Linked DNA regions of Mus musculus: region 1 is linked to region 2. The links are chromatin loops, found by intact Hi-C in ENCODE. Cell type or tissue: heart. All regions are shown on one strand. Each heading gives the region's core, and the rest is flanking DNA. Links, peaks and the distances in the headings are about the cores only. Region 1 overlaps Sdcbp (syndecan binding protein). Region 2 has its middle 27 kb from the start of Cyp7a1.

Region 1 (12,743 bases), core at 3,929-7,928, 73 kb after region 2:
TTATAGGATGCAGTACAGGCTGCTTAGGGTGGTTTTATAATTGATTGCTCTGGAAATAGCAACTAAATGACCCACTTCAACTTGAAAAGGACCTGTTTGTTTTTCCAGTTACTGTATGAAAGATAAAAAACGCCTCTGGTTTCATCCCCTGTAATGATAAACACTGAGCTTGTGTGATTTTGTTGGCGTTTTGGAGCACTATTTCTTATGCAAAAGTTAAAAACTGGAGGGTGCAGAGAGGCTGGAGCGAGTCTTGATCATGCAAAAGGAGGTCATTGAAGGCCCAGTTCTCTCTAGGAGCCTCCTGCTTGTGTCCACTCCTGCTCTTGTCAATTGTGGGGGGAATTTTATGTGGTGCCGGGAAGCTGGGGCTGCTTGGGGAGAGTGCATAGGTGGCTGTGTAGAAGACTAGGATTTCTGAGGGAAGATGGGGTGTTAGCTCTCCTGTGCTCTCTTCTAGACTGTCCAGTTAAAGGTGACTTTATTCTAGAGGAAAATTGCTAGAGCAATTGCTATGCATGAGATCTGTGACATCTCATTTGGTCTAGGTCAAAAAAGACTGACTGGATTTTTAGGCAGAGGAGAAACAAGGTGAGAACAGCATGGAGAGCCAGCATGAGGGAATGTAGCAGACTCAGCCAGTTCTTAGAGGGAAGGAAGGGGCCAGAAAGAAGGGCTAACCCTTGGCTCCAGCTGAGAAGTAGAGCAAAGTGCAGAGGCTTGAGGGAAGGAGCAGTGTTATCAGAGGTTGGAAAACTTTTGTTCATCTAGAAGGAAGCTATTCAATTAATTGCTTATATAGAAAAAAGAAACAAAACACAGTTGGAGGCTGTGATTGGCCTAAAACGAGAGCATCTGGTCCTAATGCAGAGGGGCTTGTTTGCAGTGTTGGGAGGGAAGAACACACGGATGGAAGAGTGTTTCCCATAGCTGCTTGTGGGATCGGCTAGCCACTCCTGCTCTGAGGCCCTTTCTCCTATCTGCTGCATCTCTATTCCATTTGTATGCTCTATTATAAACTGGAAATAAGTCGTGTTTTACTGAGATTAGAGTAGTTCTATCAAATTATTGAAGCACTTGATTTGTAGCCATCATGCAGATACAGAACTTGGTAATCCTACTGTGGGAGAATAACACTGCTACCACAACTTTTGAGGCAAATTTGAAGCAAGCTTTATTAAATGCTAGACAGAATGATGGCCACTGGCCAGGTCTATACCTGAGATTCCTAGAAAATGTCTGTGTGTTACATTAGTCAGGTCCTTAAAGAGGCAAACTCCATAAGGCTATATACTTCCCACCTTCAACAGAGGCAGGCATACATCCTGATATACTTCCTGCATATGTGTGGTCAAGCATATCCTGCACAGTTGGGGCAGCCAACCTTGTTTACCGCAGTGGAAACACTTGGCTTGTTTGTTATGCTGTGAACAACCCCCGTCATTCCAGGAAGCTTTCTGTCCTTGGGCAAGTGGTGCTTACACTTAGAGGCATTTTTCTTTTACAGATCGTAATGTAAATATTTCATATGCGGGATACCTGATATGTGACTCCTCTGAAAGGATCATGCAACCTCCAGTGGGTTGAGTCTTGACATACAGGTTGAGAAACTGCTCTAAGTCCTTTACCTTCTATCTGCTCTCCGCATGAACCATAACCCTTCCCTTCTGACCTCTTCCTCTAAGTTCATTAGTTTGACAGAAGTGCTTAAACTTCAGCAAAATACCACTAATCCTTCCCAGTTTATTATATGTATTACTATTATATAATAGATTGAGCCTGTTTCCTGTGGTAACATAGGACCAGTGGTTCTAAACCTGTGGGTCGTTACCCTTTAGAGTTGAACAACCCTTTCACAGAGGTCGCCTAAGACCATTGAAAAACACAGTGATTCACAACAGTAGCAAAATTACAGTTATGAAGTAGCAACAAAATTTTATGGTTTGGGGAGGTCACCCCAACATGAGAAACTGAATAAAAGGGACACAGCATTAGGAAGGTTGAGAACCACTGGCTTAGGACACTAAAACAAAGGTGTGGCTCTGTAATGCTAAAAGCACCTACTCAGTAGGTAAACAGTTATCTGCCTGCCTGCCCACCCATATGACCTCAGATCCTTAAAATACATAGAGTAAATTAGGACAAAGGAGAAACAGGTAATAGCATAATAGATTTCCTTATCAGAGCTCTAAGAGTGGAGAGGATAGCCAAATGGAGCATTAGCAAGCGGTGGAGGGCTTGAGTAGTAGTACTGTAGACCAAATGGACCTAAAGCCATCAACAGGACATCCCATCCATTTCACAGAAGATATTTTCTTCTCAAGTATGTGTGCAGGTCATTTCGTCTTAAGAATTTTAAAAATACTGAACTAGGAAGCATCTTTTTGATGACAGTAAAAGTAGAAATCAAGGGCTGGAGAGATGACTCAGCAGTTAGGAGCACTGACTGCTCTTCCGTAAGTCCTGAGTTCAGTTCCCAGCAACCACATGGTGGCTCACAACCATCTGTAATGGGATCTGATGCCCTCTTCTGGTGTGTGTCTAAAGACAGCAACAGTGTACTCACATACATAAAATGAATAAATCTTTTTTTAAAAAAAGTAGAAATCAAAATACAATCTTGATCACTTTTGTAGGGTAAAAGAAATCGAAGGGGAAAATAGAAAATATCAGAGACGAAAATAAAATAGAATGTATTTAAACTTCTGGAAGAGTTACCGGCAGTTACAAATGTCCAACATTGGTGCTGGGCACTGAACTTAGATCCTCTGCAGGAGCAGTGCATGCTCTTAACCACTCAGCTATCTCTCTAGCCCCTAGATCTAAGTATATGCTTATTAGTGCCCAATTCTATACTTAAAATGTGTTAAAAAGTCAGGAGTGGGGAGAGTAACTAGATTCTAAATTCACACTAAACTGAAATGTATATATATAGAGAGTGAATAACAATTAGAATCTTAAAAAAGAGTGGCGTGGGAAAGTTCATACTCAAAGCTTATTGTAGAGGTCCAGCAACGACCAGGGGGCAGGTCAGAAGGCAGGTCAGAAGGAAGTGGTACCAGAGGTCAGAAGTGATGACACACTAACCACCAGCTGATTTTCAGCTAGGCCACCAAAGCAGTTCTTCTCAAAGTAGAGCTCTATTCTTTTCGAAATCTATTCTTTTAAAGAAACAGTGCTAGAAACAACATCTTGACATGTAGGTAGAAAGAATTAAATTGCATCAGTGCTTCAACTGTGGTAAAAAAAAAAAAATGAAGATTCAAACTAGATCAAAGATCCAAATATAATAGCTAAATCTGTAAAATTCATAGACCAAAGCAGTGTTTCAATGACCATGAGTCAGTTCCTGTATGTTGTCTTTAATGTACAGCTAGCCAGGGGAAACACATTTAACTTTATCAAAGAAAAGACTTTTGTGCTACAAAGAACACTCAAAATTAAAGGCAGTCTAAGGAATGGAAGGAAAATGTTTGAAAATCTATCAGATAGGAGTATGTGATATGTCTGAACGTATACCCGCCTTCAAAATTCATTGTTTAAGTTCTGCAAACATGAAGGTGAAATTGAGTTTTGGGGAGTGAGATTTGGGGGGCTTTGCTCTTACAACCTGAGCTAGAATCCTGACAGTAGAGACACCACAGAACTGTCCTGTCCCTTCTGCCTTGTGAAGGCACAATGGAAAGTGACTGTCTGTGGCACAGGACAGGATACTTCTCCCTGTTCTCGAACCTTCTAGTGTGCAGAACTTTGAGAATTAAATTTGTATTTATAAACTAGCCAGTTCCACTGATTTTGAAACCTGAATGAATTTAGAACCTGATGCCTAGAATTTAAGCAGAACCGTTACCATTCTAAACACTCCAGTTAAATAAACAGGCAGGGGCTTTAAGTAGGCGTTTCTTCGTTGATGGAGGATGTAGGTGTAGTAAGGTAGCAAGTGGCCCAGTGCATGAAAGGATGCCAGTGTCATCATTGTTAGGAGGATGCGGTTCTGAGCACATTGACATGCTATTTCACGTCTAGCGTGGCCGTTAGCCAAACCAGATTGTAGCAGTAAGGAAATGGAGAAATAAGAATTCTGAGAGTATAAAAATAGTGTTATCCCTTTAGAAACAGTTTGATCATTTACAAAAACGTTAAATGTATTGATTTAGAAGTCATGTTCTTAGTTACATATCAAAAGTATAAAAGGCATATCTTTATGCAAAAATTCCTGAAGCATATATATTAATTATCAAGAACATTATTCATTATGGCCCTAAGGTCCAGATGAGAATGACTAAACATAAAGTGGTATAGAAACAATCTAAAATATTCACTTTAAAAGGATAAAATGCTGATAGATGAATGCCGCAGCATCGATGACCTTTAGCATACCATATGGTAGGAAGGAAGCCGACAAAAGGCCATGCATTCCATTAATCTCAGTTAAATTGTCCACAGATGTAAATCCAGAGGCAAGCGGCCTACATGCCTGAAGCTGGAGTGTGGATGGCATGGGGAAGGGGAGAGGAGTCATTTGAGTGCATAATAATATTCCAGTATTAGAAGTGGAATGATTGAATAGCTCATGTTGATATGAAAAATAAATTCTTAAAAAGGATTTGAGTTTTTCTGTATGTCAATTGTTGCCCACCCAAGACATAGAACTCTAATGATTTTTAATAAAATGTAATGGACAGTATTAGTACCTATAGCATGATTAAATACATGGTGATTGGTTAGTAAACAGGAATCCATTTATTTTACTTTTGTTGTTTGAGACAGGTTCTTTCTGTGTAGTCCTGAAACTTGCTGTGTAGATCTGGCTGGCTTGGAACCCATGATCTGCTTTCTTCTGCTTCTCCACATCCAGCTTTTTATTTTTGAGATTATAAAGTAATTACAACATTTCTCCCTTTCCTTTCTTCCCTCTAAGCCCTCCAATGTACCCTCCCTGCCGTCTTTCAAATTCAGGACATCCTTTTTCATCTTATCATGTGCATGTATGTGTGTGTCTTTATATTTATATTCCTAAATGTAACCCGCACAGTCTGTAATATACTTTGCAGGGCTGACCATTTGAAGTTGAATAACCAGTTAGTATGTTCTTCCCTGGGGAAGAGCCCCCACTCCCCAGCATTTTTAGTCGTCTGTATTTCTTTGTGTAGGGTTGAGGCCTTGTGGTCTTTGCCTGTCTGCATTGGCATGTATGTTATTGTCCATATTCAGCTCATGGATAGGCAGCTGTGTTGGTGAGACTTTTATGGACGTATTTTCAACATTACTAGGATACATAGTCTTACAGCAGCTCCCTGATTTCTGATGCCTACAAGCTTTTCCACCCCTCTTCTGAAGTGTTTCTGAGCCTTGGGTACAGGAGTGTTTTGTAGACAGATCCACTGGGACTGGGCCTCACAACTGCATTTTGATTGGTTTTGTGGTTTTCTGTATTGGTTTCTATCTGTTGCAAAGAGAAGTTTTTTGGGTTTTTTTGTTTTTTTTTTTGTTTGTTTTGTTTTTGTTTTTTGTTTTTCGAAGTTTTCTTGCTGAGGGGTGAAACTACACTTTGTGATACAGATACTTAGAATGTAGTTAAGAATTATGCTAGTTTAGTAAAGTGTGGTTGTGTTCTTCCAGTATCCGCAACCTCACTAGCACTGAGTAGTTAGCTAACTTAGGAAATGTATGGTGTCTTCACCATTCATCTCTGGGGCAGTAGCCATAGGGTGTATGTTTTGGGGGTCTCTTAAGACAGCCCTGGCCAATAACTCATGTCTTTCGTTGGGGTGCTGTTGTAGTAAGTAACCATCACTGGGACTGAGAACGTGCACAGAGGGACAGACTGCCTGCTGATGGCTTCGTTCTGGGTCTTGTGAGACGCTTCTTAGGAGACATGGTGGAACGAACTTACAGTGACTTTTCACTTTAGCATGTCACAGTTTAGAATTTACTACCAATCCATAGGAAAGGGTTTCTGGGTGAACTGTTCCTTCGGAGTAGCCTGATGGCTTTCTCCTGCTTTTCTGCTCATTATAGCATGGCTAAGCTTGTTGAATCATCTCCCCGTGGTGGGAACTGCTAGAGAAGCAGGTTCTGTAGGAGCCTGGTTGGAGAGTGTGCTGGCTCCAGCATGGCTGAGAGGCTGGCTGCCCTGGCCAAGAGCTCAGCAGCCTCCTCCTCTAAGCAGTGCAGGCAGGCTTTAAAAGGTTCAGCTCTGGGTTTGGAGAGCAGGAAATAAAGAATAGATTTGGAAGTGGGAGGTGATGGAGCAGGCTCAGTGATTTGCCAAACCTATTAGTAATTAGTAATTGTTTTATTTGGCTAAGTGGAAGTCTCAGGCATTTACCTCAGAATAGCTAAACAAAACTTAAAACATGTGTCTGTGTAATATTTCAGATAATTTTATTTTAAATTGCTACGAAAAGCAATTTATGGTAGCTTAACAAACATTGAACTATATATAGAAATGCTAACAATGAAAGGCAATAGTTTCCTTTTTTACATCCCTTCCCTCTAGCTAAAACCATTGCTAAAAATATAGATGGCATATGTTAAGTTTTTCCATATACTATGAGTATCTTCCTAGTGCAGTTTGCCTGCATACTATTTTCTGTTGGCACTGTTGGTAGAAGGTAATATGTCTGTCCACGCCCAAGAGTGTTTTGTGAAAGGCTCTTTCCTGACCCTGGTTTAGCTGAGGAGTACTGTGTCAGCTGAGGGTAAGCCACGTGCTTTTCTTCTTTGATTTTCACAACTTGTGAAATGAAGGGAGCTTTTCTTGATGTTTAAAATCCAAGATGAATGTAGTTGGGTAGCTGTGGGAACAGAGAGACAGTTTGGTAACAGCTGTTAAATGTCTACTAACTATGATATGCCTTAAATAGTCCCATTATTTTTGTTGTAGTTGTTTTATTTTTATTTTGTTTTTTAAGCTTTTTTATTGTATTAAACATTTGTTAAATGTTTATATCCATATTGTTGGCTGTACATACTGTGTGATACTTTTTTTTTCATTTTTTAGAAAATATCTGCAGAAATGTCTCTTTATCCATCTCTTGAAGATTTGAAGGTAGACAAAGTAATTCAGGTATGTTTGCTTTTCGTTTAAAAAATGTTTCATAATGTTTTCTTTGAAATCAAACAGGAGATATTCATTAGTTGGTATATTCCTAAGTCTGTTTAAGTCTCTTGTAGACTAAAACATTGATTAGAAATTCGTTTTTATTTCTCTGTATCTATTAGCCCTGGGGTAAAATTTCTTTCTTAGATAAACAGAAGTTAAGTTGTATATGTGTGTGTATGTTTGTATACATGCATCTTGAAAGTAAACTTGGAAGTCGGGGCATTAGATCTGTTGGTAGTGTAGTTGGAGTTAGACGGTTGTGAGCTGCTAGGCTCCAGGGCTGGGAACTGAACTTGGGCCTGCCCAAGAGCACTCCTCCCCCCCCTCCCTCCCTTTGTTTCTTTCTCTCTCTCTCTCTTTCTCTCTCTCTCTCTCTCTCTCTCTCTCTCTCTCTCTCCTCCCTCCCTCCCTCCCTCCCTCCCTTACTCTCTTCCTCCCTCCCTTCCTTCCCATTGGTGTTGTATGTATGTATGAATGTCTGTGTGAGAGTGTCAAATCTGCTGGAACTCATTATGGATGGTTGTGAGCTGCCTTGTGGGTGCTAGGAATTGAACATGGGTCCTCTGGAAGAGCATTCAGTACTCCTAACTATTAAGTCATCTCTCCAGACCTAGATAGTATTTCCTTAAATTTGTTTTACAATTTTCAAAGATAGCTTAATTTTCTTAGTACAGTTTAAATTACAGAAGACACATGTAAGTTGTTGGAATATATAATATGCATGCCAGCCCTTTAGATAGTGGTAGTTTTGTTGGAGCATTTTTGTTTGTTTGTTTGGTTGGTTTTTGAGGTCTTTAGGAGGTGTGATGAGTCTAGAATAAATGTGCCTCCTCCCTGAGGATAAAGTGTACAGAAGCAATGAGGTAAGTGCTGCTATTAGAGCAGGAGGGAGAGCTCAAGGGTAGACTGGAAAGTATGTCAGCTGACCTAAGAGAAGCAGAGTCCCCTCACAGGTCCTATGATGTTCCAGCAGAGAGCTGGCTGCTGGGAGATGGAATGGGCAGGGGCAGGAAGTGGGGTGGCTCTTCTGTCCCTGCTAGATTTTAAAATATTCCTGGTCCAGCCACTCAGGCTAAGAGGTTCTGACTCGGATCCACAGATGGATGACACGTGTGGTTTTGATCTTGAGATGCCCTGGCAAGAAGTTACAGAAGAGTATAACATTCCTTGTCTGGCCCATCTCACCTCAGCAGCGAACTGGCAGTTCATATTTTGTAAATTATTTTGCAGTAGCCATTATGATTGCTTACTTATGATTGCTACATTATGATTGCGTTCAGCACCACATTATTGTAGAACTTCTTTCAGCTCCAGAATCTTAACAGCCTGTCCTTGACTGTGTGTATCAAGCCCTGGATCCGCCCATCCCCAGCACTAACCAAGCTGAGCATAGTGACATATGCCTCTCTCTCATCCAGTACTGGGGAGCTGGAGGCAGGGGCGTCAAGACTTGATGGGAATGTCACACTCAGCTAAGTGATGAGTTTGAGGCTGGTTTCAAATACCAAGAAAGAAAAGAACATGCAGTTGATGTATCTGCAGGCACACTGTTAGGCACTGACGGTGAGATGTGGAAAGTGGTATCATTCAGTTTTTAAGGTATTCCACAATTTTTTAATTTACAGGTTTCCTTTGGGTGAAAATGATTTCTGAACTGTTTCAAGTGAAACTCTAAGTAAAACTTCAGTTGTTAGTTTGTTCTGTAAAGTACTAGATTTAACATGTAAATAGTATAAGAAAGATGTAGATATTTTTGTTATTTGCTAAAATTTTCTTTTCTTTTCCAGGCTCAAACTGCTTATTCTGCCAATCCCGCCAGCCAAGCATTTGTTCTGGTGGATGCTTCTGCTGCTCTCCCTCCAGATGGAAGTAGGTTTATACTTTGCTCTTGGTGGGGTGGAGGGACAGAGATAAATATAAAGGCCTTCTTCTCCCCTGAAATTCAGAATCTGGGATTTTGTTTTGACATGTTATGGTTTTTTTTTTTGAAGAAATACTTGTTTAATTAAGAGTGATCTTTGCTCTTGTGAGACTATGCCGGGGCCTAGCAAACACAGAAGTGGATGCTCACAGTCAGCTAATGGATGGATCACAGGGCTCCCAATAGAGGAGCTAGAGAAAGTACCCAAGGAGCTAAAGGGATCTGCAACCCTATAGGTGGAACAACAATATGAACTAACCAGTACCCCCGGGAGCTCATGTCTCTAGCTGCATATGTATCAAAAGATGGCCTAGTCGGCCATCACTGGAAAGAGAGGCCCATTGGTCAGGCAAACTTTATATGCCCCAGTACAGGGGAACGCCAGGGCCAAAAAGGGGGAGTGGGTGGGTAGGGGAGTGGGGGGGTGGGTATGGGGGACTTTTGGGATAGCATTGGAAATGTAAACGAGGAAAATACCTAATTAAAAAAAAAAGAGTGATCTTTGAGTATGAAGGTGAGTCTTAGGGCATAATAAAATTCTTAGTTTGATTCATAATCTTTAACATAGTCTGTTCATTAGTGGGAAACACACTCTTCCATGGGACTACAGTTTTCCCAACTGCCGCTCTCTCCCGCATCCATCCTGAAATGCCTCTTTCTTACTTTGCCGGGGAACTCAGGAAGTTTCCAACTGTCTTCTTTTTGGGATATTTTTCAAAACTAGGAGTTGCTGTTCAGACTGGATAAACCATAGCCTGTCCTCCTTCCACCCTGAATCAGAGGCTTCAGGATAGAGCCTCTCTGTAAGACATGAAGAGACTAAGGAAATGATTAACTTAAGTCCCGGTGGCCTTACCTCTTCTCATGCCATCTCTTCACTTTATTCTTTGTAATGACTCTACTCTGAAATCAAAATAGATCATAGAAAAAGATTTTGGAAGAAGCTCACTTCAAAAAAAAGTTAACTAGTAATGTTTAAACCGTCTGTTTGTCTCATTTCGTTAGAATAAGCCTGTCAATCTTAAAGTGGTAGGACAGAGTCCATCCCAGGCTTTGACATTGTCCCCTATTACTTGAGGGAACCATCCCATCCTGTCCCATCGCTGTGTGTGGAGTGAGTTAAGTGGCTGAGGCACTAAACACTTCGGGGATTCTGAACTGAAGAGTCCGTGCCATAACCCCCCCAATTTTCTAAGGTTTTAGGATTATGTTAAAAAAGAGGGGGGGCAAGGTCATTTATTTGGAAAATTATTTTTACCTTTGAGTAGTTACCTCTCTGTGTCTTTTATTTCCATTTCTATATTTTATATTTGTACTGTGAACTTTTTTGCTATTTTTCTTAAGAGAAATCAGCAGCTCTCAGTGTTGAGTGGTATTGTGTAGGATGAGTCTCCAGCAGGGGTCAAAAGCAGACCGCATGACTCGCACAGGTCTACTGATGGCTAGATGACCGTCAGCTTTTAAGGTCTTGCTATCTAGCCTTGGCTGGTCTCAGATTTGTGGTAATCCTCCTGCTTCTGCCTCATAACTGGAGTCTGGGCTTAAGCCCATGTTGCCACCATGGCCAGCTTGAGACCATTTTAAATGAGGATTTGGACACCTGCACACTATGGTGGTCTGTGGTGGGTCCTGAAGTGCACCATGGCCGCAGACGGTGACTCTGGGTTAGAAAGCTAAGACGGCTTCGGATGGGTTTCAGAGGTTAGGGCTTTTGCATTCAAGTGGTTGTGGATTTTTTCATTCTAATTGTGTCAGAGATGGGAAGATATCCTTCCATTTTATGCATCTAAATCTTTGTGCCTTATTTTTTTTTTAAATTGAACACAGCAAGTTCATACTAAGTTGTTATTTTGAATATTCTGCCAATGCCTTTTTCTTTGTTTATATTAGATCTGTATCCTAAACTGTATCCAGAGCTCTCTCAATACATGGGACTGTCTTTAAATGAAGCTGAAATATGTGAGAGCATGCCCATGGTCTCTGGAGCACCAGCACAAGGGGTATGTACAGTCTGATCTTAAGTCCCACAAAATGTCCTTTATACATAGGTGTAAACCCATTTATAGGAAACTCACATGTTCATAACTTTAGGGTTGAACTGTCCTAAGATTATAAAATTCTTTCTAGAAGTATTTCTGAACATTGTCATCCACTGGTGAATTGATTAGGTCTTTGTCTTGTGCATTTTATCCTTCCCTAACCCGGCCCCTGCCGGGTTTCTGAGTTACTTTTATCCTTTCTAGCTGTATAACTGCACTGAGGTTTGGAATTCTGACATAGAGTTACTAAGTAGTACAATTATTTCTTAACATATTTCACAGCAAGTCTTGTTCCAGACATAATTTCATTCTGGATAGGTTAGTCACTTGAAGTATATAACTGACATATTATTTTGCTCACGTTCTTAATATTCCTCCTCCTGTAATTAGAAGCCATTTTTATTTTTATTTTTTTGTAATTAGACTGAGATTCTAGGTTTGAATGTAGCACATAGCTCTTGCAGTAATTATAGTTACAAGCTTCATGACTGAATCCACTTCTATCCTCTTGCTACTGCTTATGCAGTACCTGGCTTTTATATGTTGAAACTTCAATATTTATTGAAAGCTAACTTGCATTACTTATGGTCTTGACTGGTAAATTAGTTAATCTGCTTTGGCTCCTGGCAGGTCATGCTTCAGCTACCTGCCAGAGCTGTCTAGATTCTCGAATGAAAGACACACACACACACACACACACAGAGAGAGAGAGAGAGAGAGAGAGAGAGAGAGAGAGAGAGAGAGAGAGAGAGAGAGAGAGAGCGCATTATTTTTAATATGTCTAACTTGCTCAGTGGCTAGACACTTTCAAACCTCCCCGAGGTTGGGGCTAGCACATTCTCTCTTCTAACATTCCTGAATCGACTTGCTAAATGAGTGTTTCATCTCTGCTACCCAAGACCCAATTGAGAGAGCAAGCCTTGGACCACTTTCCCCCTTACATGCTGGTTCCTTTCTTTCCTGTAGCTCTTAGTCTGATCCCTCTGCTTCCCCGTCATGGCAGTTCTCCTCTCCTTACCCTCTCTCTCTCCCTTCTTTCTCAGTCTCCGGCTTGCACACAATCTTCTAATCTAAATGTCCCGCCTCCATCGCTCTGTCCAGCCATTGGTTATTATCAGTGCATGACTTTGGGAGCCAAAATAAGACAGAACATTAGAACTGATTCTCAACAATTATCCAGTTGATAAAACGGTATTTCAGCTGAAGTGATTTGAGAAATTAGATAAATGGTCAAAGATTTTCAAAGGAAAAAGTAGAACCCAGATAGAAGTGGCGAAAGCCAGCTGCTGCCCTAGGATGGAGTGGATCAGTGCTGGGGCCAGAACGCTTAGGGATGCAGCCTGTTGCAGCTTGGACCTAGGGGAGGGGTTCTAATAGTTGCAGCCTCGGAGCGGCTAGGCAAGTTGTAAGACGTGGCTCAGTGGCTACAGTGCTTGCTGCTATGCCAGAAGACAGCCCCAGAGGATATGACATCTTCAGGCATCCACAGAAGTGGCAAATACAGACATATAGATGAATTATATAAAAATAAATCTTAAAAAATTTAAAGTAAAAAATGTAAAGTCAACCAACAGTAAAGTAAAAAGAGGCATGGAGAAAACAAAAATGCTAGTTGCTATGTTTATAGAAAATTTATCTTCTAACAAAGAAAAAAAGCCAATTATAGCTATTATTT
Region 2 (12,743 bases), core at 3,866-7,865:
TCAGTTTGGCGGTTCCTCAGAAAATTCGACATAGGACTACCTGAGGATCCAGCAATACCACTCCTGGGCATATACCCAGAAGATTCTCCAACTTGTAATAAGGACACATGATCCATTATGTTCATATTTATTTTTAATATTTCTATTTATTTCTAATAGCCAGAAGCTGGAACGAACCCAGATGTTCCTCAACAGAGGAATGGATACAGAAAATGTGGTACATTTATACAATGGAGTACTACTCAGCTATTAAAAACAATGAATTTATGAAATTCTTAGGCAAATGGATGTATCTGGAGGATATCATCCTGAGTGAGGTAACCCAATCCCCAAAGAACACACATGGTATATATTCACTGATAAGTGGATATTAGCCCTGAAGTTCAGAAGCTCAGAATGCCCAAGATACAATTCACAAACCATATGAAACTCAAGAAGAAGGAAGACCATAGTGTGGATACATCTATCCATCTTAGAAGTGGGAAACAAAACAACCATGGAAGGAGTTACAGAGACCAAGTGTGGAATAGAGACTGAAGAAATGACCATGTAGAGGCTGACTCACCTGGGATCCATCGCATTTACAATCACCAAATTTAGACACTGTTGTGGATGCCAACAAATGCTTGCTGACATGAGCCTAATATAGCTCTCTCCTGAGAGGCTCTGCCAGTTCCTCACAAATACAGAGGTGGATGATCACAGCCATCCATGGGACTGAGCACAGGGTTCCCAATGAAGGAGCTAGAGAAAGTACCCAAGGAGGTGAAGTGGTTTGCAGCCCCATAGGAGGAGCAACAATACGAACTACCCAGTAACCCTAGAGCTCCCAGGGACTAAACCTCCTACCAAAGAGCACACATGGTGGGACTCATGGCTCCAGCTGCATATGCAGCAGAGGATGGCCTAGTCAGACATCAGTGGGAGGAGATACCCTTGGTCCTCTGAAGGTTCTATGCCCCAGTATATGGGAATGCCAGGGCCAGGAAGTGGGAGTGGGTGGGTTGGGGAGAGGAGGGAGGGGGAGGGGAGGGTGTTTTTAGAGGGGAAACCAAGAAAGGGGATAACATTTGAAATGTAAATACAGAAAATATCTTATAAAAAAAAGAAATACTTCAAACATCATAGCTCCAGATACTTAGACACCAGCACACACGCGTGCACACACACACACACACACACACACAAATCACAATTATAAATAACCTATACTATATTCCTCCTCAAGATGCCAAATACTCTGTTATGTTAGACCCTGAGAAAAGACATTTAGATAAAGCACAAGACACAACTTTAAAATATCAATTACTGATATGTTCAAATACCTTAAATAGGATATGAATAGATGCCTTTATGAAGTCTGTGAAAACAGAAACAGTGGAATAAAATATTGAAAACAACTCAAGCCATGAAAAAAGAACTTAACAAACAAAACAAAACTGAAATAAAACAGAACATGAAAAACTTAGATGTCAGACAGAGACCTCAGAGATAAGCAGGAAATATTTTTTAACAAAATCATAGGAGGAAATTTCCCCAATCTCAGTTGTCTATCAAGGTACAAAAAGCACACAAAATACCAACCAAACAGCACCAGGAAAGAAACCCCCTATAGCATATAATAATCAAACCTTTAAGTGAATAAAAGATGTATACTAAAATCTACAGGGGGGAAAGACCAAATCACACTTGAAATCAGGCCAACTATAAATCACCCTGATTTTGCAATGAAGATTCTGAAGGTCTCGCATGCTCATGGATTTGTTGGGTTTGTTATTAATATTGTAAAAGTGGTTGTCATACCAAAGAGCAATGTACAGATTCAATCAATCTCTGTCAAAATTTCAACACAATTTTTGACAGAAGCTGAAAAAGCAATCTTCAACTTCATATAGAAACTCAAAAAATCCAGGACAGCTTTTTAAAATCCTGAATAATAAAAGAACTGTTGAAATATCATATTCTTGATTTCAAGCTGTATTACAGAGCTATAATAATACAAACAGCATGGTATTGGCATAAAATCATACATGCTAACCAAAGCCATCAAATTAAAGACTGAAACATAATTCTATACACCAATGAATAAGTGATTTATGACAAAGACACACTGGGGCAAAGTCAGTATCTTCAACACATTGTCCTGGTTAAACTGGGTGTCTGTATGTAAAGGAATAAAAATGGATCCATTTCTGTGACCCTGAATGAAACTCAACTCCAAATGGATCTTGGATATTAACAAAACACCAGATAACCTAAACACAATAAAAGAGAAAGCAGAGAGTAGACTTGAACTTGTTGGCAAAAACATAAAAAATAAAAAATAAAAAGGACTTTCTGAACAGGACAGAAATTAAAACTAACAATTAATAATGAGAGCTCATGTGGAAGAGAAGCTTCTATATGGCAAAGAATCAAAGTGACAGCTTACAGAATGAAGAAAGATCTTTACCAAAATTACACATCTGATAGGTCTAGACTATATTTAAGAAGAAAAAAGAAGTAAAAACAAAAACAAACAAACAAACAAACAAAAAACCCTGAACACCAAGGACACAAATAACCCAATTCAAAAACAGATTATAGAACCAAACAGAGAATTCTCAAAATCTGAGATGCAAAGAAAATGTTCAACATCCTTAGCCATCAGGGAAATGTACTTTGAAATTTCATTGTACCCTAGTCAGAATGGCAAACACTAACAAAGACAGCACATCAGGCTGCTGAGAAAAGCGGAGCACATATCCATTGCTCGTGGAAGTGTGAGAGAAGGTAGTCTCTATGGAAATCAGTGTGAAGGTCCCTCAAAATGCTGAAAATTTATCCACTACAAGACCCAGCTCTATCACTCTTGGCATATGGCCAAAGAACTCTACAGCTAACTCCAAAGATCCTTTTTCATCCATATTCTTCATTGTTCTAATCATAACAGCTGAAACCTGGAAATAGCCTGTATGTCCATGAACTGATAAATGAATGAATAATGAAAATGTAGTACATTTACACATGATTATTATTCAACTGTTAAGAAAAATTAAAAGAAATCTGCATGTAAATGAAAAAAGCTATAAACAATCATTTGGAGCGAGGTAATCCAGCCCCCAATTCTATGCTTTCTTTACATGTGGATATTAACTTTGAAACTCTAGGTATGTGTTTCATAGGTTAGGTAAGAAAGCAGTGGGGAGGAGGGGAACCTTCCAAGAAAGGAGAAATATAGTATAGTGTTATGAAGACATAAAGAGGAAATTAGACTAGGCAGGTTAAACGGAGAGCAGGACAGAAAACAGGATAAAGGAGGAACATTGGGGAGGAACAATTAATGCTAAATGCCTTTTTAAAGAGCCATATGGAAGCTCACTACTGTAAAAGTTTCCTAATTGTTTACATATATGAAAGGAATCTAAATGGAGTAAACCACATAATCATGCAGACCATGCCCTAATTTGACATCTTATAACCTCCAGTTGACAAGAATGGGTTATTATAGCATGTGGAATAGCTGGCCAAAGGAGTCCTACAGACCCTCCTCCCAAATATTACAAGCTAGCACCAAGCTTATTGTTTACTCTCTAAAACCTGATGGTAAGGCTCCTTTGATGAAGACATAACTTTCTTACATCACGAGGCATGGAGAAATTGAACTGGTATCTAACTAGAAACTTTGCCCCTACTGACTAGTGTTTATGTTGCTGGAAGATGCTTTGCATGCTACCAGAGGAGAAAAGTAGTCATCAATTTTACCTAGCTTCAAATCCTGTGACCTAAGCAGAGACTTGCCTGCAATTTATACTAGTACAGTAGTGGCACAAGCATTATGGGAGGAACTAACCACTTCTTAAATATTATTATTGGATTCAAGGCCCATTCTATGGTGTGGAACCCATACTCAATACTGCTTAAGTGGCCAAGTATATGAGATAAATATGCCATGGGCCTAGGAGGAAACATTATTCTGCTAAAGTAACAAAGCAATAAGAAGACTCATAATGATATTATGCTATACTTATAGATTAGCGCCTCACTCTATCCTCATCGAAGAAGGTTATTCTTGCAGTAGGTGAAAAACTTATAACTGGACAATTTGTAAAGAGTCAGAGACTTTGGAGCATTCAGCCCTAAATGGGATGTTTTTATCAGACCTCTCAGGATCTGTGCAAAAGAGGAGAGGAAAGATTGCAAGAGCCAAATGTGAATAGCTCCAAGGAAACAGTGCCTTCCAGACACAAAGGACTGGTCACATATGCACTCACAGAGACTGAGAGAGCATGCACAGGACCTACACAAGTTCACACCCCAGCACTGAGAAGGGGAGGTAGATCCAAAGTCTCACCCTTAAGCTATTTGCAATTGATAGCTGCTGGGTAACAGGAAATCATTTTCCCCAGTCAGGTACATTCTATGCCCAGGAATAGTTGACCAACAAAAAATAGACTCCATGTTTCTTGTGTGCTTTTGTTTTGTTTTGATTTGTTTGGTTTGGTTTGGTTTGGTTTGGTTTGCTTTGCTTTGCTTTGCTTTGCTTTGTTTTGCTTTGCTTTGCTTTGGTTTTTTATTTATTTTATTTATCTTATTTTATTTTCTTTAGTTTCTCTGTTTTTATTTTGTTTTTTGTTGTTATTTTTCATAGGGTGCTGGAGAGAAAAAAACATGAAGTTGGGAGCATAGGGAGGTGAAAAAATTTGGGAGTTGGGGGGAGGGGAAAGAATATAATCAAGTTATATTATATGATAAATAATATTTTTTACTGAAAACAGATTTTTCTCAGGATTGGAGAGTTAGCTCAGTAGTTAAAAGCACTTACTGTTCTTGCAAAAGACCAGAGTTCAGTTCCCAGCATCCACAAAGAGTCTTAACATCTCTTTAGGTACCAGGCATGCAAGTGGTATACAGACATATATCAGGCAAACACTCATACACCAAAACAATAAATTAAAATATGGGGGGGGGGGGACGGGAGAAGTGGTGATGTAATTTTAAAAAGAAAGAAAATAGATTCTTCTCTCATAAAATAAATCCTGACCACAGTTACGCATCCCTCCGCTCCTTCCAGCTTCCCTCAACTTCTCTCTCCTAGATCAACCCCCCTTCCATTACCCTTCAGAAAAGAACACACCTCCAAGAGGCAACAACCAAACATGACAAAACACAACATAATAAGAAAAGGCAAAAAAGCTCTGATACTGAGGCTGGGCAAGGCAACTCAACAAGAGAAAGTGTCCCAAGGTCAGGCAACAGAGTCAGAGATACACCCGCTCCACTGTCAGGAGTCGCACAAAAACAACAAGCTGACAACTAGATACAGAAATATAATACAGACCCATGCTTGCAACTCCAGTCTCTGGGAGCCCTATCATCCCTGCTTAGTTGATTCAGTGAGCCATGTTCTTCTGGCATCTTCTACCCCCTCCAATTTCTAATTTCTTTCCTCTTCTTCTTCCACAGGGTTCACTGATCTCTGAGGGGAGGGATCCTATAGAGACCTACAATCTAGACTCTCCCCAAATGATATCTGTAGGTACCTGTGACCTCTTTCATCTACTGCTGGATGTAGCTGTGACAATTCAACAAGGCACTGATCTGTGAGTACAGCAGATTATCATTAGGAATCATTTCATTGACTCTTTTCTTCCTCAGTTGCATTTGGTTCTACTCAAATCTCAGGGCTATCTAGTCTCCAGTTCCTGGCAATGAAGGCAGTGTAAGGCATGGGCTCCCTCTTGTGGCATAGCCTCAAATTAAATCTTATATTGGTGGACTACTCTCAAAAATTCTGTGCCAACATTGCCCCAGCACATCTTGATGATGTGACAGATTGTAGGGTTTTGTGTACTGTTCAGATGGAGAGATGAGAAACAGGGAGTACACAGTAGAGAGGTGGTTGAAAAGGCAAAATCAAGAGTTTTCTGCATTACAAAGAGAGGTGGAACTGGAGATGCCACAGTAGTGAGGAATAGGCAGATATGAGGAGCCTGTGCAACCACCTGACACCATGGTGATATCCAGGAATGGATTGCCACCAATGTCCATGTCTATGTGTCCATGGCCCTACCGCAGCTGGGGTCTGCGCTGATGTCTGTGGCCCATTTTGTCACAGAAGGCCATCCCAATGTCAGTTGGCTGGGCTGTTGCCTGAGACCATGTTGATGTCCAGGGTCTGTACTGATGCTGGGGGCCAAAATGATCTGAGTAGCCTGTGCTGACCCTGAGACCATAGTGACATCCTGACCCTGGCTGCCGCTGAGGGCCATGTCTGGGTCCATGCTTCTCTTGCAGCTGTGTTTGTCTATGGCCCAAGTTACCAGCAAAGTTCATGCAGGTGTCTATGGTCTGGGCTGCCACCTGAAACCATGTATATATATGTCTGAGGGGCATGCTGCTACTGGGGGACATGCTGCTATGAGTGCCCTATGCTGCTACCTGAGGACATTATGACATCCAGGCCTATGCTGCTGCCAGGAGTAATTTCCAGGTTCATTCTATCAGAGCTAGGGTCTATGTAGATATTTGAGGCCTATGTTACCACCAAAGGCCATGTCGATGTCCCTGGTCTGGGCTGCCTCCTGAGGTCATATTGATGCCCAAGCACTGCACTTACTTGGCCCTGGCCCTTGTCTGCTGTCATCACCACATTCAGGAGAGCTAGAACCACCCCTCACCTGAGCAGCAAGAAAGAGATGGCTCTGGTTACATGGGAGTAGGAGTGTAGGCCCCTGCCAGCTGTGGCACTAGAGAGAGATTGCCTTGACACTGGCTGTAGCACTCTAGAGATCTGGCCCCATACCTCATCTGCCTTACTGTGGAATGGGCACAGGTAGAGGAGAGATGCTTCCCCAGTATGCTGCAGGCAAGTGAGCTTGCCCCAGTGCATGAGAGCAGGTGAGAGGACACTCCCACACCTCAACAGCTGAAGCACTTCAGAGAGTGAGTCCCACACTTCACCTGGGAAGCACAGTAGATCTGATGGCCTCTGCTGGTATGGGAGTGTAAAAGCCAGCCCCAAGGGCATGAGAACAGCAGAGCTGTCCCTGCCCTTCACCTGGGTAAAGCAGAGGAGCTGGCCCTAGTGGTATGAGAGCAGGAGAACTGGTGGGCTGAACAAGTCGACCCAGGCCCAGATCCAGACCTCTATGAAGTGCTGGAGCATGTGAAGGGGAAGGTCCTGCAGATCCAAAGCTGCAGGATCTCCATGACAGAAGGTAACAACAGGATATCTGAGAGAAGTTCCATTGAGGATCCAGTATTGATAATATAACAAAAGCCAGAGGCCTCAAACCAGCTCAATAACTCATTGAATTTGCAAATAATGTTGTTTGGGCAAAAGACTGTATGACACAACCACGACATACTATGGCTTCTACAGTGAGTTTTTGGTTGCTTTATTTATTTTATTTTTTTATTTTTTTAATTTTTATTTTTTGTTTGCTTTTGGGGGGGGACTTACGAGTTTGGAGAGCAGATACAAAGGGGAAGGGAGATGAGTGGGATTGGGGTACATGATGTGAAATTCACAAAGAATCGCTGATTTTTTTTAAAGAGGTGTTTCTATGAGAGATTAAAGACCACTGAATTTTCTTTTTCTAGGGTTTTATAGGGCCATGGCAGATATGGGCAAAGACTTGAGGTAATCACTATTGAGACTGGTTTATTTTCTGCAATATCATAAGCTGAGCAAACGGAAAATCCACACATTCTCTGCCTGTCCCCCTGGTAACAGAAGGATATACACATGCATTGTTCATGTGTTTCTCATTCAGTTGGGGTAGGTGAAACCCCACTCTGCCCATGTCTAGCTCCAAGGTCTCTGTCCTTGACCACAACTATTTGTTGGCTGTTAGGGTCTTTGATAAAAATTAACAAAAGGTTACTGGAACATAAGAATTAGTATACATTTTATAATTTTGAGGATTGTAATGTGGTTGTTCTTACAGTATCCTCCTTTATAAGAGTCTCTGAGTGATAAGACATGAGGTCAATAGCTTACTCTAACATCTAGAGAGACACATTTCTATTTTGTAATTAGATATTTTCTTCATTTACATTTCAAATGAATTCTGAAAGTCCCCTATACCATCCTCCCGCCCTGCTCCACAACCCACCAATTCCTGCTTCCTGGCCCTGGCATTCCCCTGTACTGGGTATATGATTTTTCTCTAGACCTAGGGCCTCTCCTCCCATTGATGGCCAACTAAGCCAACCTCTGCTACATATGCAACTAGAGACACAGGTTGGTGGGTACTAGTTAGTTCATATTGTTGTTCCTCCTCTAGGGTTGCAGACCCCTTTAGCTCCTTGGGTACATTCTCTGGCTCCTTTATTAGGGACCCTGTGTTTCATCCTATAGATGACTGTGAGCATCCACCTCTGTATTTGCCAGGCACTGGCATAGCCTCACAAGAGATAACTATATCAGGGTCCTGTCAGCAAAATCTTGCTGGCATATGCAATAGTGTCTGGGTTTGGTGGTTGTGTATGGGATGGATACCTGGGTGGGGCAGTTTCTGGATGGTCTTCCTTCCATCTCAACTCTGAACTTTGTCACTGTAACTCCTTCCATGGGTATTTTGTTCCCCATTCTAAGAAGGAACAAAGTATCCACACTTTGGTCTTCCTTCATCTTGATTTTCATGTGTTTTAAAAAATGTATCTTGGGTATTCTACGTTTCTGGGCTAATATCCACATATCAGTGAGTACATATCATGTGTGTTCTTTTGTGATTGAGATACCTCACTCAGGATGATATCCTCCAGATACATCCATTTGCCCAAGAATGTCATGAATTCATTGATTTTAATAGCTGAGTAGTACTCCATTGTATAAATGTACCACATTTTCTGTATCCATTCCTCTGTTGAGGGACATCTTAGTTCTTTCCAGCTTCTGGTAATTATAAATAAGGCTGCTATGAACATAGTGGAGCATGTATCCTCATTACCAGTTGGAACATCTTCTAGATATATGCCCAGGAGAGGTATTGTCGGATCCTTCGGTAGTACTACGTCCAATTTCCTGAGAAACCGCAAGACTGATTTCCAGAGTGGTTGTAAAGCTTGCAATCCCACCAACAATGGAGGAGTGTTCCTCTTTCTCAACATCCTTGCCAGCATCTGCTGTCACCTGAATTTTTGATCTTAGCTATTCTGACTGGTATGAGGTAGAATCTCAGGGTTGTTTTGATTTGCATTTCCCTGATGATTAAGGATGCTGAACATTTTTTTCAGGTGATTCTCAGGAATTTGGTATTCCCCAGTTGAGAATTCTTTGTTTAGCTCTGTACCTCATTTTTTTATTGGGTTATTTGATTTTCTGGAGTCCAGCTTCTTGAGTTCTTTGTATATGTTGAATATTAGTCCCCTATCAGATTTATGATTGGTAAAGATCCTCTCCCAATCTGTTGGTGGCCTTTTTGTCTTATTGACAGTATCTTTTGCCTTACAGAAGCTTTGCAATTTTTTGAGGTCTCATTTGTCAATTCTCGATCTTACAGCACAAGCCATTGCTGTTCTGTTCAGGAATTTTTCCCCTGTGCTCATATTTTTGAGGCTTTTCCCCACTTTCTCCTCTATAAGTTTCAGTGTCTCTGGTTTTATGTGGAGTTCCTTGATCCATTTAGTACACGGAGATAAGAATGGACCAAATCGCATTCTTCTACATGATAACCACCAGTTGTGCCAGCACCATTTCTTGAAAGTGCTGTCTTTTTTTCCATGGGATGGTTTTAGCTCTCTTGTCAAAGATCAAGTGACCATAGGTGTGTGGGTTCATTTCTGGGTCTTCAATTCTATCTCATTGGTCTACTTGTCTGTTACTATACCAGTACCATACAGTTTTTATCACAATTGCTCTGTAGTATAGCTTTAGGTCAGGCATTGTGATTCCACCAGAGGTTCTTTTATCATTGAGAATAGCTTTTGCTATTCTAGGATTTTTGTTATTCCAGATGAATTTGCAAATTGCCCTTTCTAACTCTGTGAAGAATTGTGTTGGAATTTTCATGGGGATTGCATTGAATCTGTAGATTGCTTTCGGCAAGATAGCCATTTTGACTATATTGATCCTGCCAATCCATGAGCATGGGAGATCTTTCCGTCTTTTGAGATCTTCTTTGATTTCTTTCTTCAGAGACTTGAAGTTCTTATCATACAGATTTTTCACTCCTTAGTTAGGAACACCAAGGTATTTTATATTATTTGTGACTCTCATGAAGGGTGTTGTTTCCCTAAGAGAGACACATTTCTATACTTGCTGGGACTGTGTGCAAAGAGGAGTTACAAAAGCTTCAGAAGAGAAATCCAGGTAGGCTGCCCACCTGCCCAACTCTTTGGTGCCACCTCCACTATCTCCAATCCACCTCCTCCTCCTTGTTACTGTTTTCCAGCTCCCAACTACAGAAAAAAAAAAAAAAAAAAAAAAAAAAAAAAAAAAAAAACAAGACAAAAAAAAAATCCCAACAACAACAACCTGCTTAGCCAGAGGACAACCAGCCACCAGAAGTCCAGGTTCACTGTTGGCCAACAGACCTCCCGAGACTTTCTTGGTGCCCCCTAACATACTTCTGACCCCCCCACGTCACCATGTCTCAACCTTCAACTCAGGTGGAGACCTTTTGATCAACCAGAGACTATGCCCACAAGTCAAGTGGAGATCTCCTCCTCAATCATAGGACACACCAGCCAGAAGACCAGAGAGGAAACAGAAACCCAAGGAACAAAACACCCATCCAACAAAGACAAACTAAGAAATCAACACCTAGATTGTTAATCATCCCAAACCTAGCTACCGAGATGGCAGCATAAGAACACAATTAACAACAGTCAAAGCAATATGTTTCCACCAGAGGCAAAATGATCTACTACAGCAAGCCTTGAATTTTCCAACAAAGTTGGAGCACAAGAATAAAGACCTTAAAATGAAATTTAAAACGATAATAGAGGTCTTTAAGGAAGAAATGAATAAATTCCCTAAAGAAATCAAGGAAAAGTAGATCCAGCAATAACTCTCCTGGGCATATACCCAGAAGATGTTCCAACTGGTAATAATAACACATGCTCCACTATGTTCATAGCAGCCTTATTTATAATAACCAGAAGCTAGAAAGAACCATGATGTTTCTCAACAGAGGAATGGATACAGAAAATGTGGTACATTTACACAATGGAGTACTACTCATCTATTAAAAACAGTGAATTTATGAAATTCTTGGACAAATGGATGTATCTGGAGGATATCATCCTTAGTGAGGTAACCCAATCACAAAAGAAGTCACTTGATATGCACTCACTGATAAGTGGATATTAGCCCAGAAACCTAGAATACTCAAGATACAACTTCCAAAACACAAGAAAACCAAGAAGGTAGACCAACGTTTGGATACTTCATTCCTCCCTAGAATAGGGAATAAAATATCCATGGAAGGAGTTGCAGAGACAAAGTTTGGAGCTAAGATGAAAGGATGGACCATCGAGAGACTCCTACACCTGGGGTTCCATCCCATAATCAGCCACCAAACACAGACACTATTGCATACGCCAGCAAGATTTTGTTGAAAGGACCCTGATAAAGCTGTCACCTGTGAGGCTTTGTCAGTGCCTGGCAAATACAAAAGTGGTTGCTCACAGTCATCTATAGGATGGAACACAGGGCCCCCAATGTAGGAGCTAGAGAAAGTACCCAAGGAGCTAAAGGGGTCTGCAACCCTATAGGAGGAACAACAATATGAACTAATAAGTACCCCCAGAGCTCATTTCTCTAGCTGCATATGTAGCAGATGGCCTAGTCAGTCATCATTGGGAAGAGAGGCCCCTTGGTCTAGCAAACTTTATATGCCCCAGTACAGGGGAATACCAGGGCCAAGAAGTGGGAGTGAGTTGGTAGGGAAGCAGGGTGAGGGAAGGGTATAGGGGACTTTTGGGATAGCATTTGAAATATAAATGAAGAAAATATTTAGTAAAAAAATATTTAAAAAAAAAAAGAAATCAAGGAAAAGACAAACAAAAACTTGGAGGAAATAAATAACTCCTGCTAAGAAAGTCAAAAAAAGACTCGAGCACGGGGTGCCATGCCAGCGGAGTCTCCCGACACCCGCAAGGGCCCACACAGGATTCCCCATGGGAACCTAAGACCTCTGGTGAGTGGAACACAGCGTCTGCCCCAATCCAATCGCACGGAACCTGATACTGCATTAACTAGGGAAGCAGACGATCCGTGCCTGACCTGGGGCACAAGACCCTTCCGGTACACTCGAGCACCGGGGTGCCTTGCCAGCAGAGTCTCCTGACACACAAAAGGGCCCACACAGGATTCCCCACGGGATACTAAGACCTCTGGTGAGTGGAACACAACTTCTGCCAGGAGGCAGATTCGAACACCAGATATCTGGGCACCTTCCCTGCAAGAAGAGAGCTTGCCTGCAGAGAATATTCTGACCACTGAAACTAAGGAGAGAGCTAGCCTCCCAAGTCTGCTTATAGAGGCTAACAGAGTCACCTGAGGAACAAGCTCTCACCAGAGACAACTATAACAGCTAGCTTCAGAGATTACCAGATGGCGAAAGGCAAACTTAAGAATCCTACTAACAAAAATCAAGACCACTCACCATCATCAGAAAGCAGCACTCCCACCCCACCTAGTCCTGGGCACCCCAACACAACCAAAAATCTAGACCCAGATTTAAAAACATTTCTCATGATGATGGTGGAGGACATTAAGAAGGACTTTCATAACTCACTTAAAGAAATACAGG

Evidence for each region. Peaks named below come from ENCODE experiments on the same cell type or tissue, not always from the same donor. Only the 100,000 strongest peaks of a DNase experiment are listed, where the experiment ranks them.
Region 1: it touches region 2 in a loop (1.8-fold over the local background); 1 of 42 quality-filtered maps calls a loop at or near these places.

The regions. Positions count from the first base shown.
Region 1 is chr4:6,370,071-6,382,813 of GRCm38, forward strand. It overlaps Sdcbp (syndecan binding protein), which reads left to right. Exons shown (of 9, transcript NM_001098227.1): 2 at 7,007-7,072; 3 at 8,896-8,977; 4 at 10,920-11,029. The coding sequence starts at 7,022. Among named protein-coding and RNA genes, the nearest start is that of Sdcbp, 11 kb to the left of the region's middle. In heart, for the core only: no CTCF peak of the experiment used is centred there; a DNase peak (open chromatin) is centred at 6,121; H3K27ac peaks cover 577 bases.
Region 2 is chr4:6,296,706-6,309,448 of GRCm38, forward strand. No RefSeq gene overlaps it. Among named protein-coding and RNA genes, the nearest start is that of Cyp7a1, 27 kb to the left of the region's middle. In heart, for the core only: a CTCF peak has its summit at 5,730 (motif pointing left); no DNase peak of the experiment used is centred there.